3 separate regions of the Mus musculus genome follow, and all the other regions are linked to region 3. A link is a loop called in an ENCODE intact Hi-C map of the cell type or tissue named here. Cell type or tissue: left cerebral cortex. All regions are shown on one strand.

Region 1 (8,000 bases), 190 kb after region 3:
GATTATCATCTAACACTGGCTCATTGTATCTGTTCAAATGGCCAAAGAAGCCTCTTGCCATTTCAGACTCCATCCCTTTCTTTGTAGACTCTTCTCCAACCCCATTTAGCTTCCCAAAGTGAGTCGTTATCGGGTTAGATAGGTTAAGATTGGTTTAGCCAGTATGATAGATGTCTATGGAAAATTGTGGTCACAGACTATAATTTCCCCCCATGTGTAAAAAGACGGAACGGAGGGAGCCTGGGTTGGAGGGCAATCTCTGCTTTGTCTCCAGTCTCTGAAGGTCTATTTCATTTGTATAAGTGTTTTGACTTCATGTATCGATGTGTACCAAGTGCGTGCCTGCATGGCCACTGATATCAGTAGAGCCCATTGGGTCCCCTGGAGCTTACAGATGGATGTGAGCCACCATGTGGATGCCAGGAACTAAAGCCATACTCTCTGCAAGAACACAAGTGCTCTTAATGGTTGAGTCAGCTCTTCAGCTCCCCCCCCCCATTCCCACCAGCCCCCCATCCCCACCATCTTTATAAAGCACATGACTTCTTCCTCATGGTTTAAGCTGGCTCTGGCTCCAGCCACCATAAGGAAGGAAAGTGTGAACACAGAGAACCCTCTCCCCAAGTGCTTACGCATCTCATGAGTGACCCTGGAAGTTGATACATTGCTCTTAAACTCTTACATTGTTCTGGCCACAACCTAAGTTGTGTGGTTGAATCTAGTTGCCAGGAAGGGAGGGGATGGGGGTGCTATGAGGCCATCAAAGTACAGGAGGAGAAGAGGATACACACCAGAGGTACACTAGCAGCTGCAGTCACCTTGTGACACAGTGAAGCAGGCGCTGGCAGTCACTGTGAACTTAGGACATCCAGAAAGGAAGCAAATGAGTGTGAACTGAGAAGCCGCCATAACTCCAGGTGTTGGGTAATTCGTGGTGATTAGGGGAACGTGTTTCCCATTAATGAGGAGTGAGCATTTGTTCAGAGTCATTATCTGTGGCCCAAGAGTCATAACAGAGGCCTCAAATAAATGGAGTGTTTGGTTTGCCTTTCGAAACGTTTCAGTTTGGGATGATTTGGAAGGCCACCCCTTGCCTAGTGAAAGGCTGGAGCAATGACCTTCTTGCTTGCGTCTCTGCAGTCAACTGGTGTGTCACCATCAGGGGTGGAGCAGTGGCTAGCACACAGGATGGCACGCTGACCGGTGCTTATGCCATCAGGAGAGATGGTATTCAGTCTCACACAGTTTCTGCTTAGATCAGTGCAAGGGAGACTGCCCAACAGAAAGATGTAGCTTCCTGGAGTTCGAGGGCTCCCGGTGGTGTGAGTACTTTGCAGTCAGTAAGAGGTATTAGAGTAATACTAGAAGAATTCTATTCCAGACCAGAAACCTGTGGTCTAGAGTCGGGTATGGTGGTACCCAAGTCTCAAACACTTGGGACTTGAAGGCAGGGGGATCAGGAGCTGAACGTCAGACTAAGGAACATATTGGGTATGAGGCCAGACTAGGTTAAATGAGACCCTTTCTCTGAAAATGAAAACAAGAAAAAAAAAACAACAAAAAAGGAAAACAATGTGATTTAAAATACAAGAAATTTGCTAGACTCTTAGATTGGACTGTTAGATTGTTTGGGCTGTGATTCCCATCTCATTCAGATTTTGAGACAAACTCTCACTATGTAGCCCAGGCTGGCCTCACACTCACTTTATGTTCAGGTTGGTCTCAGACTTGTGGCCATCCTCCTGCCTCAGCCCACTGAGTGCTAGGTTTAAGTACTCCATGCCTGCCTAGAGTAGTTTGGGTTTAAAAGTAAAAGTACTTTGTTTGCCAGGTTCTTAAATCGTGCGATAAACTGATTTCCTCTTTCTGTGTTTCTCATTTGCCCAGTTGATTAAGTTGCGTGGGCCAGATAGCTCAGGTGGAGAGAGCACAGGGCTAATGAGACCAAGGTTACAGGTGTTATCCCTAGATAGGCCAGCTGGTGTGCACAGTTCTCTTTTATGTCTAGCTGACTGCTTCTCTAACCCTGGTTAGCTGGTCTGAAATCCTCAAAAGGGATTGCTAAGCAGGAGAGAGTGGGTCACATGGCAGAGACACCCCTCTGCGCCCCCCCCCCCCCCCGCAGTCCTTACACAGCATCAATGGGCTAGCTGGATCTCTGTATAAAGAGAAATGCAACTGGTCCCTCTGACAGTAAACCGCCCGCAACCCTGGTGAATCACGCTCTACCATCTTGGATACTGAAATGCCACATTTAGAACACTCAAGAGAGCAGCATTGACATCTGTCACAGGACAAGGTCCAGGGCTCTCCATTTTTTGCTTCCTGCCTGCTCTGAGTTCTGTCTCCCACTTCAAACCCCACCTCCGTGTTTCCACCCCACTGTGAGCTGTCAGGATGCTACTCCGGAAAATGATCTCCAAACCGGAATGAGATCCACTGCATCTCCTTGTTCCAGATAGAAATGTCATTTCTCACCGTGACTGAAGACTTTTCTTTTATCTCTTATCAAAAAACCCTGCCAGTCTGTCCACACAACCTGGAGAACAAATATGTTTTTGATCCCTCTGTGAACAAACCGGGCTAGGCACCTGCACAGCCCTCGGTGGGTGGGGGAGGGGTGGCTGGCCCTCATCCTGACTCTGTGCCAACTCCTGCTTGTGGAGAGAGAAAGCAAAAATGATTGATTCAACATCTTAATGAAGATAAACAAACAGAAAGGGACATCAAATAATGGCCCTGACAGTTTGAAACAAACCAAAAGAACAGCTTAACATTTCATTCAGGAAGAGACGCATTTCACGTGGGGATGACAGTTTAATAATTTGTAAATACCACTGGCTTGGCATTATAGCTAATCCAAATATTTTCATTTCTCATTGTAAGTCACCCTCTGCTGATGGCCTGTCCCCTTCAGCTCACAGCTTTCACCCTTGGAGTCTTGACAGAAGGCGGAGAGGAGTAGAAGAGAGGGGCTCGCAGGTTCTGCATGGAATGTGAGTCACGTGGTCAACTTCCTGTCTATTTTCTGATTGGGAATGCTCCAGGGTAAGACCACTGGCTTGCCTGAAGAACCCACTGCCTTCTTTTTCACCTCCCCTAAAAAGTATCAACTCTCTTCAGACTGTATTCTTAACGCAAAGCATCTCAACCTGTCTACAATGCCCCCTCCCTGCCCTCCGACTCTGTCCTAAAGACCCCCCCCCAGTCCTCAAGAAAAGAGTCAGTCATCTAAAATGTGTTTTGTGGTTCTAATGCTCTACAAAGAAGGCCAGCCTTGTGAATGCTTGTGCCTAAGCCACCCTTGGGTAGGCATAAAGGAGAAGCAGGAAGTTGGGGTGGCAACTATAAGGAAGGATGACCAAGAATCCTTTATGTTAGCCAGGACATTGGTTTGTTCTTAATGAAAAATATCCATGGAAATAGGGGCAATGTTGTTAAGTCATTTGGAAGTTTTAAGAGTAAAAGCTAGTATATGTAATTATGGAAGAAGAGCCAAAGGAACACTGTTAGGCATACATAGGCTTTGGGCTTAAAAAAAAGAAAAAAAATATCACCCCATCAATTCATACAGATATATATATGTATGGGAAGACCTGTCACATCAGCCCAGGCACATATATGTATATATGTATGTGTGTGAGATATAAATATAAATTTACTTATATATATATATGTAAGGGAAGACCTGTCAGATCAGCCCAGGCAAGAGACCACACTGGACGGGTGTGACAGGCAGGGGCCCAGAGCGAGAAGCTGCAGTTCTGAGATTCCTCCACAGGGAAGCAGTATGAGATCAGGGTTTAGACGGAGGGAGGCAGCCCCAGCTCCACCGGCTTCCCTGGCTCCTTCTCCCTTCTCCTAGCCCTTGGCTAGGGAGGGCTGTGAGCTAACTAGCCCTTCATTCTCAGCCCTATCCCTCCTTTCTCTTATCCCCAGCTCCCGGCATAGTGCTCTGTCTGTCCCAGCTAGGACTTGTGCATTGTGGGGTAGGACGGAGGGGATTCTACAAGGGCTCAGCGTTCCCTCCTTGAGAATGTGTTTGATCTCGAGCTGCAGGCAGGCACAGAGGGAAGAGCTTAACAGTAAGTCAGGTTTCATGCTGGTCTTGGAGGCGTGGGTCCTGATAACCTCTCTGGGGCTGTCAGATCAGTGGCTTTTGACATTCTTCAGAAAAGAGTCAGTTTACCTTTGGTATGCTGAAGGAAACAGAACGAGTGAACACTTGGCTTTGTTTGAAATACCGAAAGCAGTACAACTTTATGGGTAAAACCCTGAGCAGAGAGCTTACAACCCAGTCACTGTCTTGACAGCACCCTGATTGGTGCGTGGCAGCAGGAGAGGCATTGCTTACCTCTGACAGTTACAGACTAGAAATAAGAGAAGACATATTTCTGATAAGTCTTAAGGTCTAGCCTGGGGATGTAGCCTACTTGGTAGGATGCTTGCCTGGCATGCCCAACGTGCTGGGTTGGGCCCCAGCTTTGGATAAAACTAATTGTGGTGGAGCACACCTGTAATCCCAGCACTTGGAGGCGGAGGTAGGAGGATCAGAAGTTCAAGGCTGTCCTCATCTATACTGTCAGTTCAAAGCCACATTAAACAACAACAACAACAACAATGGTAACAAAATCAGTAACAATAACACAACCCTAAACCCTTAAGATCTATGCTCCTTATGTAGGCCTGGTATAAAATACTGAATATTGTGATTATGCTTTTTATCCAGTTTAAAAAAAAATTACATGTCTGAGTGTTTGCCTGCATATGTACCATGTGCATGTCTGGTGTATATAAAGGCCAGAGAGGGTGTTCGATCCCCTGGAGCTGCAGTTACAGATGGCTGTGAATCATCTTATAGGTTCTGGGAACTGAACACAGGTTCTCTGGAAGAGCAGCCAGTGCTCTTAACCCCTGAGCCATATCTCTAGACTGTAGATGTTCTTTTTTATATATATAATTAATTTTAAATTAATGAATGGGATTGTATATATTTATCATGTACAACATGGTATTTTGAAATATGTAAAAAAAAAGGGGGGGTTAATTTGTGGTGTTGACAGAACCGTGGGTCTTATACATGGTAAATGAGTAAATTATTTTTTTCAAGACAGGGTTTCTCTGAGTAACAAGCCCTGGCTATCCTGGACTCACTCTGTAGACCAGACTGGCCTCGAACTCACAGAGATCTGCCTCCCTCTGCCTCTGGAGTGCTGGGATTAAAGGTGTGTGCCACCATGCCCAGCATGAGTAAATGTTTTTAAGATAGAAGAACTTGACCTTTCTTAGTAGATGCGAGGGTGAAATCCTATAATCTGAGCACTGGGGAGATGGAGGACCACGAGTTTGAGGCCAGCCTAGGCTATATAGCAAAACTCTGTGGAGAGAGAGAGAGAGAGAGAGAGAGAGAGAGAGAGAGAGAGAGAGAGAGAGAGAGAGAGACTTTTCTTTTGATAACAGTTATTAAAAAACTTCCTAGGAAATTTAAGGTTTGAAAATCTGTCTCATACAATAAGCAGAAATTCTAGTTCCAAGATTTCACATACCGAGAGGGCGCAGAAAGCAGAGAGAACATGAAGGACGGAGGGCCAAGGGTCCCTATAATATATCTCAGGTAACCTCTTACCACATATTTCATTCCTTCCTTGAAATATTTCAGAACTTAAACTTTTCTTTCTTTGCCAACGTTGAGGAAGGTGCCCGGCACTGACTTGTTCACCTGGATCCCATTTTCCCCCCTTCATAGCCGTTCTAAGTCATTTTCAGACCCTTTAAATCAGTTACCTTCCTCCTAGGGAGCCATGGTAGAGAGTAAGCAAAAAACCAGAGAGGTGGGCCGGAGAGATAGGTCAGTGGTTAGGAACCCTGGCTGGTTTCCAGTGGACCCAGATCCTATCCCCAGCTCAAGCACAGAAGCATCTGATGGACCCCAGTTCCAGCAAATCTAAGGCCCTCTTCTGGCCTCTGTGGGTACCAGAGATGCAATGCACACGACACACAAATATATGTGCAGACAAACCGCTCATGCACACAAAGTAAATCTCTCTCTCTCTCTCTCTCTCTCTCTCTCTCTCTCTCTCATATAAGAGAATATAAAGCCTGCTTTGTCATAAGTTTCTCTGCTGTCCCTGCCTCTCAGAAGGGAAAAGGCCAGAGACGGATGGAAGTAGAGTTTATGAGTGGATTTCCAGTGGGCAGTTCCCAAGACAGGACCAGATGTAAGGATGCTAGCTGCAAACAGCCATCCAGCCAGTCCAGGGAAACCCTGTGGTAAAAACCAAGCCAGAGAAATAGAAACTGAGTGGTAGGAACAAAACAGAGAGCACAAATAAAATATTGATCTGCCTCCCGTTTTCTGTTTCTGTCAGATAAGTAATGCAGCCAGCAGAAGGAAGAGTGCTACCCTCAGAACACCCTGCCATCTGTATCTTTCATAAAATGCAGTCGCATGCTATATTTGACATAGACTCCAGGAGTTCTCTTCTGCCCCAATCAACAAGAAATTATCAGCAATTTTAGGTGATTCTATGTCCAAACGAGCTTTTCTGCCAAGGCCGGATGATATTGCCAGGATCTGTGTGACCTGCGATTTTGTGTCTGTCTAGACAAGGTTAGGGAAAGGTAAGAGGGAGGTGAAGCCTGCTGGAACGGCTCTTATTAGAGAGAAACTTGTTAAAGAGAGATTTTAACAGCTCAAACTACCTTCGAGGCCAATAAGGCCACCAAAACGGATTATTGCATCATGATCTGAGGTTGTAGAAAGGACGCCGTTGCTGACTGATTAGGAAGCTATTGGAAATAAATAAAAGAGCGACATTATGTGAAACGCAGGGTCACAGCACAGGAGCATCCTGAAAAGCCATAGGTGTGCCCATTCCATTTTTCAAGGCGCTCATGAGTGCTTTGTGTATGGCCCTGGATTGCGGGTCTTTTGTATGGGATATTTTTAGATAAACTGATTTCACAGGGAGGGGGAAGGTGATGAGTGTCGCGTTGTGTTAATCCTCTCTCTTGACACCTTTGGGATCAAATTTGGTGCAGGGCACAAGTGAAATGAGTTTGGTGGCCTCAAGCTACACTAACACCGATATGTATCCTTAAACAAAGTCACAAATCACTGGCTGGCCTCGGTGATCATAGAGCTGAGGCGGCAGGAGTGTTACAGGTCACGGGCAGGACTGGCGGGTAGAGCTTTGTTAGGGGAACGAACCATGACCTCCCAGCCTCCTGTTTGGCGTATGCACATGCCAGCAACAACCCTTCTCATCCATAAAGGCGAATATTCACACTATTGTAAAGCCTCAGTCCAACATCAGTGTGTGTGTGTGTGTGTGTGTGTGTGTGTGTGTGTATGTACACACGTGCACATATGTGTGCCATAGTATGTGTGCCACAATTTGTGTGTGTGTACTTGAGTGTGTGTGTATGCACATGTTTGTGTATATGTGCGCACACACACATGCCCACACATACATGTGCCATAGTTTGTATGCATGTCAGAGGATACTTTGAGTGTTAGTCTTTACATCCATCCTGTTTGAGGCAGGTTCTTTTCCTTGTTTGCTATCGCATTCTCCACGGTAGCTGACCTATGAATTCTGGGGGGTTCTCCTGTCTCCACCCTCTTCTCACAGTAGGAATACTGGGGTAATACAGGGATGACAGACTTGCTCTACAATGCCTGACTATGTGGGTTCTGGAGATCTGAACAACTCAGGTTTCACATTTGTTTTCTAAGAGCTCAGCCCACTGAACCATCTCTCCAGTCCTTAAAACCATCATACAAAACCTCCAGTCATTAGAAGCCCCATGCTTCAGCCACTTGCAACTCATAGACGTGGTGGGTAGAGAGCATTCCCGTGTTTAAAATGTAACCGCCTTCAGCAAAATCACGGAATTTGTGTGGAATCAGCGAATTGGAAGTCTGAACCCTGTCTGCTCTCTCACCAGCACAGTGAGGGGCTTCTGCATCGCTTGGGTGAAAACACAGAGATTAGAAA
Region 2 (8,000 bases), 160 kb before region 3:
CTGCTCCCGTCCCAGGAGCAAGAAAACGAAGGTCTGGGAATAACGTCTCAACCTTCCAGCTCCTTCTAAGTCCTAACCCACCTGAAGCCGGCTCCCAGGGACGTGAGTGCCTGCTGGTATAAACACCACCTCCTGCACCTCATCTCGGGGCCGGTCTGAGTTCTTTGCAAAGATTACAGCTGGGATGGCTGAGGCCGGGGGCACAGAGACAAAACAGTCGCAGGAACAAGGGGCATCGGGGCTCGACGACGCCATCTGCGAAGAAGTGGAGATGTTCATGTCCCTCAAACCTCTCCACAGTCTTGGCCACCGGTGGGGTGCAGGGCACTCTCCTCCCCACGTGTGCACTCTGAGAAGCCTGACGCTCTGGGACAACAGCACTGTTGTCAAAGCGTGGTGTGCACTAACAATGCACTTGGCTTGGAGTCAGGCGACAGAGCAAACTCTGCAAGTTAAGAGCGTCTGTTTTGGAGTCCTAGCCCTTCCAGGCTGACTTACAGGGTAGTTTCTAGGCACTAAAGCTGGCTCCAAGAATCCCACGCTCCTGCGCATGCCCACATTCACGCGCCTCTTCCGTCCACCCCTTTCCAAGTCCTCAGTGCCTCGGTCTCTCACCCTCTCTGCATCCAAGACCCCCAGGCTCGGTTCCGGGCGCCACTTCCTCCTCTTCAGGTCAGATCTGTTCCCCTGGACCCAGGTTCTCTGGTAGGTGACCTGGAAGGCCTTTGTCCCCGGGGGCGGGGCCGGCACCGGCACAGGACACCTGCAATGTCACCGTCTTCCACGAGGGTGCGCGCTAGCTAGCACCACTTCTTAGAGCTGAGAGACCTTTCAAATCCTGCTTAAGAGTCCCGGGCTTTCTCTACAGCCTTATCAGATAAGAGTCATTAACAGGAGGTGGAGCTGAAGGAGAAAAGAAGCCCTAGTGAAAAGAAAGAATGCATAAAGTAGCCAACACTGCTGGGAGTTCTAGAGATTAAGGGAAAACTTTCACTACCTGCTTCCTGACTTGAATTTCATAAATTACGGTATTGTTTATTTTATTACTGTTTTTGTGTTTTGTTTTTTAGAGACAGGGTTTCTTTGTGTAGCTCTGGTTGTCATGAAACTTGCTCTGTAGAATAGCTTAACCTCAAACTCACAGAGATCCGCCTGCCTCTGCCTCCCAAGTGCTGGGATTAAAGGCGTGCACCACCACCGCCTGGCACTTATTTTACTAATTTTTAAAATTTGTATTTTTATAGGCTAGAGAGATAACTGGGTGCTTCAAAGCTGCCGTTGAGGAGAACATGGGTTCGAGTATCAGCTCACAGCTGTTTGTAATTCGTTTCAGTGAACCTGATGCTCTCTCTGGTCTCCATGGACTCCAGACACACATGTGATGCTCAGGCAGGCACACATACAGGCAAAACATCAAAACGCATAAAATAAGTTTTTTTTCTAAATTTTGTAAATATGTGTGTGGGGATTACATGTAGGGGAAGGCATGTGCCCACAGAAGCCAGAAGAGGGTGATCTATCCCTTGAAGCTGAAATCACAGATGGTTGTGAGCTGCCTGGCATGGGTGGTGGGAACCAAACTCAGGTCTTCTGCAAGATCAATCGTCACTCTGAACTTCTGAACCATCCTTCTGGTCCCTTTTTTATTTTTTTTATTAAAGATTTATTTATTGTATATGAGTACACTGTAGCTGTCTTCAGACACAGCAGAAGAGGACATCGGATCTCATTACAGATGGTTGTGAGCCACCATATGGTTGCTGGGATTTGAACTCAGGACCTCTGGGAGAACAGTTGGTGCTCTTAACGTTGAGCCATCTCTCCAGCCTCCCCTTTTTTATTTTCAACCTTAGATGCCATATCTTTTGAGCTGTGCACCTCGTTTTGTTGTCATTGTTGTACATATTTTACAACTTTGAGAGACTATCTGTGTGTATACATACATGTGTGCAAGTGCACACCACCATGTAGGTGTGCCTTTGTGCAGACTAGAGGTCAGCACTGGGTGTCTTCCTCGGTTGTGCTCCATCTTCTTCTCTGAGTCAGGGCCTCGGATGAAGGCCGAATCTTGTTGATTCTGCTTTGGTGGCTGGCCGGCCGGCCTGCGAGCTCAGAGAGCCTCCTGTCTCCACCTCCACAGGGCTGGCATTATAGTTCCCGTGTTGGACATGGAACCCAGGCCTTCGTGCTCATGTGGCAGGCCTGAGCCATCTCCCTGACCCCCGTGTACTCCCATGTCACAAGGAGACGTACACAAAACCCGCCTGTCTCCAGAAACCCAAGTTCAGTTCTGCCCACTAGGTGCTGAGAAAGATAACGTTGAGAAGGGGATTTAGGGATTTCTAATTGCCAAGCTGTGCTGCTTCTACCTTCTACGCACAGTGAGGAGGAGATCGGAAAGGAGAGATTTGGGCTCAGAGGGGCATGCAGGGGTGTGGAGCTGGATTCAGACTTCTTATGGTTTTGGTGTTTTCCTCTATGAATCATCTCTGCCATTGGCACTGAAGAGCATGCGCCTCACACACTTATGGTCCCATGACCTCTAGGAATTACTTGTAGGGATTACATGGAATCTGTGATGCCGCTACCATTTTAATTATTGCAATGTATAAGCACAGAAGCATGTGTGTATGTATGTGTGTGTACATGTCTGTGTGCCTGTGTGCTTGTCTGTGTCCATGTGTGCTCATATGTGTGTGTCCATGTGCACATGAGTGTGTGTGTGTGTGTGTGTACGAGCATGTGTGCATGTGCTCTTGTGCACATGTGTGCACATTTTTCCATTTCTTTTTAAAATGTTTTTAATTTAATTTTTTTTTTTTTTTATGTTATGAAATCCGCCTGCTTCTGCCTCCGAAGTGCTGGGATCAAAGGCGTGCGCCACCACCCCTCAGAGAGTCTTCCATTTCTTTAATCAGTTTTTCAGAATCTGGTCTGAGGATGTAGCTCAGTTGGGGTGCTTGCCTAACACGTTTGAGTGCTGTATTCAAACCTAGGCATCGCGTAAACACAGTGTGGTGGAGAACACCTGTAATTCCAGGAGGCAGAAGGATCAGAAGTCCTTGAGCAGCCTTGGTTAATAGGGAGTTCAATGCCGGCCTGGGCAGGCATCTCTGAACCAAAATAAACTTGAATTTTCAGGTACAGGTTTTCCCTCTCTGAGTCCTTAGAACTGTGTGTGTGTGTGTGTGTGTGTGTGTGTGTGTGTGTGTGTGTTGTAAAGGGCATTGCTTTCTGATTTGTCTTTTTTAATATTTGATGTCTCCTCTCTCTGTGTTTTTCAAGACTGGGTTTCTCTGTGAAGCCCTGGATATCCTGAACTCACTCTGTAGACCAGACTGGCTTGGTACTCAGAGATCTGAGTGTCTCTGCCTGTCTTCCAAGTGCTAGGACTAAAGGCTTTTGCCACCACTGCCTGGCTAGAAATATTTCTCAAGAGCTAGAGAGGCAGCTCATTAGTTAAGAGCGCTTGCTCTTGCAGAAGAGCAGTGTTGGGTTCCCAGCTCCTCGACCAGGTAGTTCACATAGTCCAGGAACTCCATCTCCAGGGGATCCAACGCCTTCTTCTGGCCTCAGTGGGCACTTGCAGTTTCCTTGTACACATATTACTAAATAAAAAGAAATCTTTAGAAAAATAAAATAAACAACACAGCTGAGTAACTTAAATTATTCACATGGCTCCCGGCTTGTGGCTGCCCATTCTGCCTCACTAAGGTCGCATCTTTGGAGTTAAAATCAGTATAGAGCTGATGTTCTCCTTAATCTTCAGACACCACAGTCACCTGTAGCTCCAGTTCCAGGGTTTTGATGCCCTCTTCTAGTCTCTAAGGGCACTACACACTCGTAGTGAACATACATACATACATACTTGCAGGCAAAACATTCGTACTCATTAAATTTTTTTTAAAGAAATACTTCTTATTGTTTCCTGTTGACTCTGTTCTGATTAGTTCTAATGGTCCTTTGGTGGATTTTGTAAGATACTTTTAAAACCTTCATTGAGCAGGGCGGTGGTGGCGCACGCCTTTAATCCCAGCACTTGGGAGGCAGAGGCAGGCGGATTTCTGAGTTCGAGGCCAGCCTGGTCTACAAAGTGAGTTTCAGGACAGCCAGGGCTATACAGAGAAACCCTGTCTCGAAAAAAATCCAAACCAAAAAAAACAAAAAAACAAAAACAAAAACAAAAAACCTTCATTGCTAGTATGCTCATCTATAAGGGTGTATAGGATTAATGGTCACGTAAGTGCTGCTTCGGGGTGTGTTCTGGAGGAGGGGTGCGAGGTGCTATTGGATGCCATCCCACCTCAAACCTCAGCTGAAGCTGTAGCTACCCACAGATCCTCTGAGGCGCCCTGCGGAGAAAGCAGGTTCCTCTTCTGCACTTCCTCAGATGTCCGCTGGGGGGCAGGATAGGCCGAGGAAGGAGGCAGCCGGAAGAGCAGGCGGAGCCGAAGGAGGCGGTGGCTGCAACCCCAGGCTGCTATCCGTCAAGTTTCCACTTTTGACTTCATTCACCCGCCCTAGAGGCATTCTACTTTACTTCTCTGGTAAGGATAGGACTCAGAGAAGTCGTCCAGAGGGTCAATCCAAACATGATGATTTCCCTCCCTCCCAGCCTCTCCCGTACAATGGGATCCTGCTGGGGTGCCACTTCTGAGGGGTCAGAGGTGTCTCCGAGCTCCTTCAGGGGCCCAGGCCAGCCAGGCTGCATTGCAGAGGATCAGGCATGCATCAGAGCCCCACCAAAGGCCCCTGCTAAGAATGCAGGTCAGCTGGAGGAGTTGCAAGGGGAGGAGGGAGGGCCCGGGCCCTGCCCAGACAAGCCCAGCCGGCCCTACAGCTGCCCTCCTGTCCCCGGAGGCAGATGTGGGAAAAGGAGGGGACTCACTAGGTTTCTGGGGTCTAATTCCCCCAGAACCAGGAAAACAAAAGAGGCGCCCTGCAGGAGAGCCTCGGGCAGGCCGTCGCAGGTAAACAGGATTCTGAACTGTTAAATTCAGCAACCGATGGAAACAGGCTCCCCCTCTCCCGTCACCCCTACCAGTCTAGGTTTTCTCCACGGCCCCTAAATCGTCCTGATGCCCCTTTCCAAGTTTCCCTGAAAACTCTAGGCCCCCAAATTTCTCAGACGGATGATGGGATGGGCCATCCTGAGAGCCAGATTTGGCAGGAGAAATTGGGTTAGGGGTCATAAGGGATAGGAACGCCAAGATGAGCAAACAATAGATTCAAAGAAAAGCCAGTTAAAGGTAGTGTAGTGCGTGCGCAGTGACCAACCTTATCCTACATAGACGAGAAAACAAAACGAATTCCCTGTCACCTTCCACGCACCGGTCCTCTGGAGTCATGAGACTTTCTCTCACTGACATGAATAAGGCACCAACAGTGGATGGGCATTTCCAGTCTCTCTGAAGATAGTGAGTCCCGTGAGGGTGCGTCTGTGCACCCTGTGGTTGAGTAACCCTGGCAGGTTTCTCGCTGTGAGCAGTAGTAGTAGCAGCCTTTCCTTCACGGTTTCCAGCTGGGCAGCTGCCCATCAGATATCTTGGCTGCCTTTCATCGCCTTGTCTCTGATAGGGATCACTCTAGGTGAAGAAATCACTGTCAGTCACCCCCCACCTCCCTCACAGCCAGAGGGACCGGCTGACCCGCATGCTCCCATGGGGGGTGGGGTGGGGAGAGGGACCTTTGGGGACGTGGGACTTCTATGGAAAGAATCATCTAGAAACATCTCATCTCCACAGATGAACACCAAGAGACTACAGAGCCTATTCCTTCCAGGATAGGATCAGATCTGAGCTCTGATCTCATCTCAGATCTTTCCAATCGAAAAGAAGTGACGCTTGACCAAAGATCCCCCTACCCAGTCCTCACTGCAGAGGGATGGAGTCCGAAATAGGAGGCAGAGCTGGAAGACAAACAAAGCGAGAGTGTGGTTGGTTGATGACTTTATTGTTGCATAAAAAACACAGGCTGTTTCTGCCTCCTCCTCGCCCCCAAGTGGGTTCACAGCAGTTAAAGAAAAAAAAAAATCCTACATTTTCCTCTAGAGGGGCTGCCTGGAAGGACAGGCAGCTGAGAAACCTAGATTTGATAAAGAGCAGGCCAGACAAAAACCTATCCGAGCCCCACCTGCAGATCTTAGGGTTCAAGGCCTCTATAAGGGGGAGCATCTCCGTGCCCCCTAATACTCCATGTAGGAGTTCCCCCTAAGCATGGTCACTGAAAAAAGGTTGTCTTGGTAGCGCAGTGAGAGGTGGCTGGTTTTGATGGGTGGAGAAGAAGGCATCCCACACCCACGGTGCCCTCCTTTAGGCCCCTCTGCACCTAGCTAGGCAACCTGCAGGCATGGCCAACTTCGCTCTTGCCTGCAGCCTTCTTTGTAAGAAAGGGAACCTCTGGCTAGGTTCACAGGAGGTGGGGAAAGAGGGAGAACACAGAAAGAACTTAAACTATCTCAGGCCCCTAAGTCCCACAGGGAGTCACCCTGTCCCTTCAAGGAGGAGGCCTTTCTACACAAACATATATTCCTACCCAGATCCCAGCCCCTACTTCCCATACAGGTCCCAGTCCTTGGACTGGGCTCCAGCATCCCCCAGGGAGGAAGATGCTGAGGTTCTTGTCCCCAGGTCTTGGACGGGGTGAACAAGATGGGGTCTCAGGAGACCCCAGGCTCAGTAGAGAAACACATACATGCACACATACAGGTGCAGACAACACACGCATACACACACTCACACCCTAATTATTAAATAAAATACCCTTTGCTTATAACTTAAAAATCAACACACAGCTATTCCCTGCAGAAGGTTCTGGGTGGAGAGAAGAGAGCAAGAGTGGGGTCAGAGGGTCTCAAGGCCTCTACCTCAAACCTGAGAGTGCCCCCAGCCCCAGGGTCCTGCAGTCTGCCAGGCAGAAGTCTACCCTCTCATCCTATGATCAAAACCCAAATGTATCTCTAGACTCTAAAGAAGGGGACAGAGAGACAGCTTCCCAGAATTCCTTCCAGTGGGGGAACAATATTTCTTCACATGGAAGGAGATTTTCTACTGGGGAGGACTCTATAACAATGGAGGGAACACGGAAGGGTCAAGCTAAGAAAGAGAGGGACGGGGAGTCCAGGCAGGGTTTTCTGCTGTAATCCCTCTGCTAGGACAACCTCTCTCCCTTCCACCCCCAACAGGAAAGCAAGGGATGGGGACCTGGGAGTGGGGTGGGGGTTGTTTTGTCAACTCTGGAGCAAGTGCTGGCAGCTGACTTTAGGAAACTACCTAGGGGAATAGATGGGGAATGTCGACTGCTGAGTTTGCTTTCTTTTACAAGGTCTAAGAGTTAAGGATTGAATTCGAGTTGAAAGGAGCGGCTAGCTCTTCCACTTTGTAAGAGGATTTTTCTGCTGGATCCCTCCTCTATGCCATCCAGCTCTGACCTCCAGCTCAGAGCCCTGGCTGCAGAGCTGAGCTGCTCTTCCTGGCTCTACCATCCAGAAGGGTTTAGAAGAAATTCACTGAAGGGAGTTCTTTCTATACTAATAACCCTCCAAGCTAGGTAGACAGCCCCTTAAGGGGAACCACCCCAGGCTTCCCCACACACACACCTCATCTCTGCTTTCTCTCCGGAAATTTTAGAGGGAGCAGCACTAGAAGAGGGGATGAAAGAGACCTAGGCCGAAGGGCGGCTCCAAGGTGCTTTTATGTCCGGGTTCCCAGGAACTAAAGACGTGTCCAGACAGCTTCCCCCAACGCCCCGACCCAATCTCGAGTTCCCTCAGCTTCTGGGACATGCCATCTCTCTACTATGCGAACCCCTCCACATGGTAGGGGCGCTCCATCCCAACTCTTCAGCAACTCAGGGGAGGGTGAAATAGTGAGAAAGGGAAGAAGCGAGGGGCGTGTTCAGCTCCTGGCAGCCTAAATATTCAAGCAGCCTCCCATGTAGCCCCCGAGACTAAAAACCCCTAGCGTCCCTTTCCCTGTCCCCTCATCACCAATAAATAACCA
Region 3 (8,000 bases):
GACCTGGCTGTCCTGGAACTCACTTTGTAGACCAGGCTGGCCTTGAACTCAGAAATACACCTGCCTCTGCCTCCCAAGTTTTGGGATCAAAGGCATGCGCCACCACGCCCGGCTCCTACCTCTACTTCTTAAGTGCTGGAGTTAAAAAAAAAGTACTATACCACATCAGGTTTGTGGTGTCTTGGATAAAGCAAGAAGTGGTGTTAAAGCATGGCTATGTATGAGGATATCTATATCTAATATCTATATCTAATATCTAATAAATACATGTTAAAGCATGGACTTAAAAGGAGTGACCTCTAATGTGTGTAAAGTCACCTGACTAGAGATGAAGATGAACCGGCAGAGTGCTGGCTGGTTCGGGCATGCGCAAATCCCCAGGTTCAATCCTTACCCCTGAGTAAACAGGGCATGCTCACACCTAGAATTCCAGTACTTGGGAAGTGGACACAAAGGATCAGATTCTCATTAGTCCTAGGCTACACACCCAGCGTGCACCTTCCACTGAACAGTTGCAGCGTATCTATAAATCTCTCTATATCACTCAACCTAGGATAAAGCACTGTGTCCTTGAGTCCTTTAACTGTTTGAGAGTCTTCAGTTCATCCTGTTCTTCTTGGAAAAAAAACAAAACAAAAACAACAATAATGACATTAATGAATAAAAATGAAGAAGCTCCCATTGGCATTCAGTAAAAGTGCCCAGCTCAGAATAGCCAGTTAGTAAATGTCTGTTGGAAAAATTCATTCTGAAAGATTTGCTTGTTTGTTTGTTTTTCAGGACAGGTTTCTCTGTGTAGCCCTGGCTGTCCTAGACTGGCTTGGTAGACCAGGTTGGCCTCAAACTAATAGAGATCTACATGCCTCTGCCTCCTGGGTGCTGGGACTACAGACATGTGGCACCAAGCCTGCCCCCCCCCCAATGCTTTTTAAAAAGATTTATTTATTTATTTATTTATTTAGAGTGCATATTTGTATGCACCCCAGAAGAGGGCATTGGACCCCATTACAGATGGTTGTGAGTCACCATGTGGTTGCTGGGAATGAGTACTGAGCTATCTCTCCAGCTCCCTACTAGGGCCAAAAGAATTTTATTTTTTTATTTTTATTTTTTTGGTTTTTCAAGACAGGGTTTCTCTGTGTAGCCCTGGCTGTCCTGGAACTCACTCTGTAGACCAGGCTGGCCTCGAACTCAGAAATCCGCCTGCCTCTGCCTCCCCAGTGCTGGGATTAAAGGCATACGCCACCACCGCCCAGCAAGAATTTTAAAGTTAGTATTATGACCAATATATTTTTTTCCCCACCGAACAGCCTGTGCGGGGGGGGGGGGGCACGCTCACCTGCATGTCTAAGGTCTACCCCCTCACCACCAGTCTTGCCTCCTTAGGTTCTCATCTAAGATGAAGGAGAGATTGGAAACTAGAACAGGACCATTCAAGTGATGGGAGAATATAATTTGGCAACCACTTGTTCAACTTTTTTGTTGAAAATACTTACTAAAAAGAACACACAGCCTGGCATGGTGGTGCATGCCTTTAATCCCAGCACTTGGGAGGCAGAGGAAGGAGGATTTCTGAGTTCGAGGCCAGCCTGGTCTACAGAGTGAGTTCCAGGACAGCCAGGGATACACAGAGAAATCCTGTCTCAAAAAACCAAAAAAACCAAAACCAAAACAAAAAAACAGAAAAACCAAAACCAAAACAACAACAAAACCAAACACCCCCCACAAACCAACCACACACATCTTGTGCTTTAAACCTGAATTCCCATCATACTCAGAAGAAGGTTTGAATTTTTAAAAAAGACTTATTTATGTATGTATATGAGTGCTCTTTGAATGTGGCTGCATAACAGAAGAGGACATCGTATCCTGTTATATATCTATATATAGAATATATATATATGGTCGTGAGCCACCCCGTGATTGCTGGGAATTGAGCTCAGGACCTTCAGAAGAGCAGCCAGTTCTCTTAACAGCTGAGCCATCTCTCCAGCTTGAGAGCTGATTTTTAAAGCTGCGTATACCTGGACATATGCCTTAAATCTAATCCCTTCTATGGCCTCTCCACGCCAACCCCACTGCTGTCCCTAGTTCCTCTCTGTGCCTGGCTCATCGCAGACACCTAAATATGTGAATACACTGACCCAGGTTGGGAGGAAAGTGAAGCTGAGTTGTGCACAGCAAATTATTCCCCTCGCCAGGGTTCCCATTAAAGAGCTCTACTGTACTAAGAGCTCAGAACTAATTCCTCCCCATAATCTAATAACAGTTTCTGCTTTACTTATTTTGAGACAGGCGCTGTTTTGCTATGTAGTCCAGAATAGCATCAAATTCGTGGCTCTCTTCCTGTCTCAGCCTCCAGAAAGCACATCGCTTCACAGTGTGTTTCAAAGAGGTTGAGGGCAAAGAAACTCGGACCTTTGGGCAGGCTGCTCTGCCCATTTCTCTCTCCAGGCCTGGCTGGCTCTACCAATGTTTGAGGCCCTGAGAAGAGCACGGGTGTCGCCTCCCACTCCTCCTGACAGCCGACAATGATCCAGTCACAGGGAGCCATCCATCAGTGTCGGGGTGAGAACCAATCCCACATGCCCTGCCTTTCTTGCCAGCCAATTGGAGGAAAGCAGGAGGAGCGTGCCTCTGTGTGTGTGTGTGTGTGTGTGTGTGTGTGTGTGTGTGTGTGTGTGTGTGTGTGTGGTGTGTGTTGTGTCTGGCACGTCCCTGTAATAAGTTAACAAGTTCTTGAGTTTGTATTTCCTCCTGTGCCCTCGGGCTGGGTGAGCCCACATTCCTGAGGTCTTGATTTCTGATCCGGTTCTTACTCTGTTGCAGGGAAAAGAGTGGCCCTAAGGATCCTTTCCCGCACACTCTTCGAAGCTGCTGGGTGCGATGGGCAAGACAAGGAAGGATGCCAGGGGTGGGCAGACTCGGGAAGGCAAGCCCTGGCTCAGAACTGCGGACGCCCTTCCCGAAATCCCTCAGGCTCCGGCCAGTGGCCACGATGATGAGGCTCTCATCTCGGAAAAGCTGGTGCAGCGGCCAGGGCTCCGGGCTGTCAGCCAGGCCTGCTGTCTAGGCGGCTCCACCTGGATGCAGAAAGCGAGGGGGGCAGGGAGACGCAATAGCCAGAAGACTGGACCTGCAGACTTGGGGTCATCACCACTATGGGAGCTCAGCTCAACGCAACCCCCCAGTCGCTGCTTTGCTAATCCCTCCCTATGGGATCAGGGTAGTAGCCTTTAGCCATAGCAAGTCAAGGAACACTTTCTTGTTACCTTTAACCATCTGTAGCCTAGGCTGGTCTCAAACACAGTAAATAGTTAGAAAATGACTTTCAACTTCTGATTCTCCAGCCTCCACCTCTCAAGAGACGAGATTATAGGCTTGTGTGTTCCACACCCTGTGAGGACCAAGTGCGAGTAAGGAATTCAGATATTGTAGTATAATGAGGAGTTTTCTATCCCCTATCGAGCGGAAGCTGCGATATACTTGTATATTCGAAACTTTCAGGGTCTCGGTGTATCCCTTAATAGAATGTGGACAGTATCGTGTAGTTCAGAGAGTTGTGTGAGCCAGCCTTCCTGGAGCTCCTAGCTTCTGCCTGATGCTTCCCATTCCCGTCCTCGCACAACTGAAATTGCAGGACCAAGTCAGGTCAGGCCGGGTTGCCAGGAGGCAGTTTACTCCTCCGGGCCTTGGCTCCATCCATGGTGGAGCCAAGTGCTACGGGTGGCTGAATATTTGAGAAATAATCCAAAGAATGTCTTTTCCGTCACCACACTGGCCCCTGAACTGCACAATTTTATTGTGCCACCTTCCCCCTCTCTCAGGATTGCCTTTTTGCAACTCTGGGCTGTGTGCACAGCGACTCTAGAAAGACACTATAGTAAGCGTTTACAATGAGTAGATAATCATCCCCGTATCTTCGTAGAGTTCTCTAATTACAGACGTAGTCAAATTCAGTATAAATATCTGTTTTGTTTTGTTTTGTTTTGTTTTGTTTTGAGATAGTGTCTCACGCAACCTAGGCTGATCTCCCACACTCACGGCCTGGAAATGACAACCACCGGGACAGGCTTTTATTAAGATCCAAGGCTCACCACTATTTTTATTACGGCGGCTGCCAAAAAGCTCTGCGTTGGGAGAGAAGTCGCGGGAAGTCACGCGTGATGGTTGCCAGGGCAACGCACTGGCTCTGGTGTCAGAGATCAGTGAGAAACACCGGGAGGAGGGTCGGTTCCACCTCAGGGGCGGAGTTATCGAGGCCCAGGACCCTGAGGTGTGCCCGTAGTACCTCCAGGTGGCGCTCTAGGACCACGGATGTGGTGAGGGGGCGGAGCTTCCTGCTGCGCGATGCTCCTGTGAGAGGCGGGGCCGGGGCGGAGCGTGGGAGCCGCTGAAAACCTCCAGGGATCCAAGAAGATGACACCCCACGCTGCCAAAGAAGAGTCCGCGGCGTGGAGACGCCGAAAGCGTATGGGTCACAGGAAAAACCGAGAGAAAGTTCAGAGATTGGGACTAGGGTAGGAAGGGGGTTCGGGATGCTCAGAAAGTTTATTCATCTCCATCCTTGAGATGTGTCGCCGTGAATCTCCTTCCGTCTGTCGCCTCTCTAGACACCCCTGTCCGTCCCTCCCCCGACCCCCGTCCTTCGCCTCCTCGTAGGTACACGGATGCTCTACACACACGCGCAGTGGCCACCACTCGGTGCCTTCTCGCCCCCAGATAGAGACAGCAAATTATAGAGCTCTACTGCCCAGGATCTATGCCAAGATAAGAATTCCGCGGTCCCAGGCGCGCCAAGAAAAATAGCCAAACAGTTCCTGGGTTTGTCAGAGTAAGCCTGACTCCCTTCCTTTCTGGAGCCTAGAATGGAAAAAACGACTCAAGGAATCCCTAGCGGAGCCTCCCTGTGGGTACTGCACAGACAAAATGGAGAAGCCATCTTCACTCTCCTTTTCCTGGAAGAATATTATTCCTGTTACTATGACTCTTACCATGCCACACCGTCGTGTTTAACCGCTCAACTACTCATGCAACACCAGGGTATCAGTGTTGCACCCCTCGTGTTAAACACAACCCTTTCCCTTGACCCACTCTGACCTCATTCACAGGTGTAGTGTACACGCGCACGTACACCACACACACACACACACACACACACACACACACACACACTTCAAAGTCAAGAAAGGAGGTCTTTGGGGGGGAAAAATGTAAGTTTATTAAGGCCTAGGACTGAGGATGTCAGAGGTCCGAGGGGAGGCAACTTTGCTGGTTCCCATGGCCCCAAGGCCAGGTTAGGATGCTGAGTAGGGGTGAGGGAGCTGGGGTCAAGCTTTTGCGTCTCAGAATCCCTGGCAGGAGACCTCAGGGATCAGTTCTGAGAGAGGCCTGAGAAGGCAGAGTGGTCTCTCTTGCGTCTTGAGATCTTGGGGCTTACGCGGGGACTGGCAAAAGTTCTCTGGGGAAGGAGCCTTGATTCCAAGGTCTTCATTTCAATAGCGACCATTTAATCTGTTCCTTGGCTGACTGAAGAACCTGAAGTGAGAGTAGGAGGTTGGGAGAAATATTTGAGAATGTCAGTGATTGGAGGTCGACAAGGGCGCCTCTCCAGCCCTGGCCACTAGATGGCAGCAGCTTGCCTCTTCTTTAATGAGATGAGGTTTTGGAGGCTAGGGCAGGTCCAGAGGGCTGCAACCCAGCTGGCTGCCTCCCAAGCCTGTCCAACTGTGGGTGAGGCGGTAGCCCCTGCCTCCCCTAAGCCATATCAGGCCACAGTAATAGTGCCTCCTCACCGCGCCATCAGGCAGGCAGAGACTGGGCCCAGGCTCAACCACGCCTGTGCTCAGACACTTGACACCGTAATAAACTTGTGATGCTGGTTTTGATGGGGTGTGTTCTCAGCACCCCATCCCATTTGCTGATGTGACAAAGCTGTCAGGTGTGTGTATGTGTGTGTGCTCCTACTACCAAGAAAAAACATCTCAGTCCAGTGTGTGCCCGTATCTGTGCCAATGTGCACACGTGATGCCAACACATGAGGGGGGACTCGGGATACTCAGACTGTCTCTCTGGGCATAAAGCCTCCTCCAAAATGTCCACCCCGCACTGTGTATGTCCTCCTCTCTTGGAATCTCCCTCTTTGCTGGGGACAGTGAAGTTCTTGAATCTCTGCTAAGGAACCTCTCTCTCTCCACGTTTCATTTTGTGTCCCTATAACTTTTGTGTTTCTTTAAGATTTCCACTAATCCTCATGTGTGGTGCCTATAATTTCAGGCCCTGGGAATATGAGGCAGGAGAGATAAGGGCTTCAAGGCCAGCCTGGGCTACATAACAAGGCCCTACCAGTCTTTATTTGTTGCTTGCTCATTTAGAAAGAGAGGAATTGTTTCCTGAGGATGTACAACTTAATTTTCCAGGTTTGGCAGCATGGCCAATCATGTAATTAATATAACTCTACCAGGTAAATTCTATTCTAGAGCCCTAGAGGTGCTGAGTAACTTGCCATTCAGTTTTTGTTGGCAAAGTAAAAGCTTAGGATGACTCAAATGAATACTAGGGGGTGGGAGTAGCAGTAGTGGTTTGGTTTTGTTTTGGTTTTGGTTTTGGTTTTTCGAGACAGGGTTTCTCTGTGTAGCCTTGGCTGTCCTGGAACTCGCTCTGTAGCCCAGGCTGGCCTCGAACTTAGAAATTCACCTGCCTCTGCCTCTCGAGTGCTGGAATTAAAGTGTTCTACCACTGTCTGGCTTGTGTTTGGTTTTGAAACAGTCTCGTTCTTTGATGCCCCAGCCTCCAAACTGGAAGCGCTGCATCAGGAGCATGCACTGCCCCACCATGCGGTGAAGTGCCTGGAGCCACACCCAGGGCTTCGCCTCCCATTCCAGCTGTGTTCTCTCTCTCTCTCTCTCTCTCTCTCTCTCTCTCTCTCTCTCTCTCTCTCTCTCTCTCTTTTTCCCGAGACAGGGTTTCTGTGTAGCCCTGGCTGTCCTGGAACTCACTCTGTAGACCAGGCTGGCCTAGAACTCAGAAATCCGCCTGCCTCTGCCTCCCGAGTGCTGGGATTAAAGGCGTGCGCCACCCCGCCCGGCTTGTATTCTTCTCTTTTAACTTTGTATGTGCATAGGTGTTTTGTCTGTCTGTATGTCTGCTTACCACATGTGTGCCTGGTGCCTGCAGAAGACACCAGTATTCCCTAGAACTAGTGTTACAAATGGTTGTGAGCCACCATGTGTATGCTTGGAATTGAACCCGGGTCCTCTGCAAGAGCAGTGAGTGCTCGTAACCACTGAGCCATGCAGTTAGCCCTCCCCAGCTGTTCTTCTCTTCTCTGCTCATCAACACTCCCCTTATAGAATGTTTAATATGGGGCTGGAGAGGTGGCTCAGTGGTTAAGAGCACTGGCTGCTCTTCCAGAGGTCCTGAGTTCAATTCCCAGCAACCACATGGCGGCTCACAACCATCTGTAATAGGATCTGATGCTTCTGGTGTGTCTGAAGACAGCTTCAGTGTACTCATATAAATAAAATAAATGAATATTTTAAAAAAAATAATGTTTAATATGTATTTCATGTATTTACTTTTGTGTGTTTATGTGGAGGTCAGCAAACACTTTTAGGGGGTCAGCTCTCTTATCTCGGTCAGACTCAGCCCATCAGGCTCGGAGGCAGGTGCCTCTACTTGCTGAGACATCTCAATGGACCGCTTATTACTGTTGCTTTAAGACAAGCTCTCATGTAGATCACTCTGGCTTCAAACTTGTTATGACTTTGAACTATTAATCCTCCTGTACACCTCCCAAGTGCTGAGATTACAGGTGTGCATCACCATGCCCAGGTTGGTTTATTTTATGCTATTTGATTTTACATAAAGTCTCCTGCTACATCCCTGCCTACACAGAAACTCACAGTGTAGCTCAGGCTGCCCTTGAACCTGAAATCATGTGGCCTCAACCTCCCAAGTGCTGAGACTGAAGGCGTGAGCCACTACTCCTGGCTCTTCTC

Evidence for each region. Hi-C counts contacts between places; a loop is a spot of excess contacts. Peaks named below come from ENCODE experiments on the same cell type or tissue, not always from the same donor. Only the 100,000 strongest peaks of a DNase experiment are listed, where the experiment ranks them.
Region 1: it touches region 3 in a loop (3-fold over the local background); 2 of 42 quality-filtered maps call a loop at or near these places.
Region 2: it touches region 3 in a loop (2.9-fold over the local background); 7 of 42 quality-filtered maps call a loop at or near these places.

The regions. Positions count from the first base shown.
Region 1 is chr11:96,669,808-96,677,807 of GRCm38, reverse strand. All of the region lies in intron 4 of Skap1 (src family associated phosphoprotein 1), which reads right to left. Among named protein-coding and RNA genes, the nearest start is that of Snx11, 100 kb to the left of the region's middle. In left cerebral cortex, a CTCF peak has its summit at 3,775; DNase peaks (open chromatin) are centred at 2,339 and 3,818.
Region 2 is chr11:97,022,671-97,030,670 of GRCm38, reverse strand. It overlaps Sp6 (trans-acting transcription factor 6), which reads right to left. Exons shown (of 2, transcript NM_001363230.1): 2 at 5,932-8,000. Scrn2 (secernin 2) reads right to left here and starts at 719. Exons shown (of 8, transcript NM_146027.2): 1 at 616-719; 2 at 82-255. The coding sequence starts at 255. Gm11532 (predicted gene 11532) reads left to right here and starts at 4,253. Exons shown (of 2, transcript NR_133649.1): 1 at 4,253-8,000. In left cerebral cortex, CTCF peaks have their summits at 759 and 4,386; DNase peaks (open chromatin) are centred at 583, 732 and 4,395; H3K4me3 peaks cover 1,109 bases; H3K27ac peaks cover 329 bases.
Region 3 is chr11:96,858,401-96,866,400 of GRCm38, reverse strand. Copz2 (coatomer protein complex, subunit zeta 2) reads right to left here. Exons shown (of 9, transcript NM_019877.2): 9 at 5,198-5,538. The coding sequence ends at 5,491. It overlaps Gm11523 (a long non-coding RNA gene), which reads left to right. Exons shown (of 4, transcript XR_880183.2): 3 at 2,296-2,568; 4 at 2,830-3,959. Among named protein-coding and RNA genes, the nearest start is that of Mir152, 12 kb to the right of the region's middle. In left cerebral cortex, CTCF peaks have their summits at 4,284 (motif pointing right), 4,917 and 5,621 (motif pointing right); DNase peaks (open chromatin) are centred at 2,562, 4,314, 4,724 and 5,643; H3K4me3 peaks cover 1,348 bases; H3K27ac peaks cover 1,054 bases.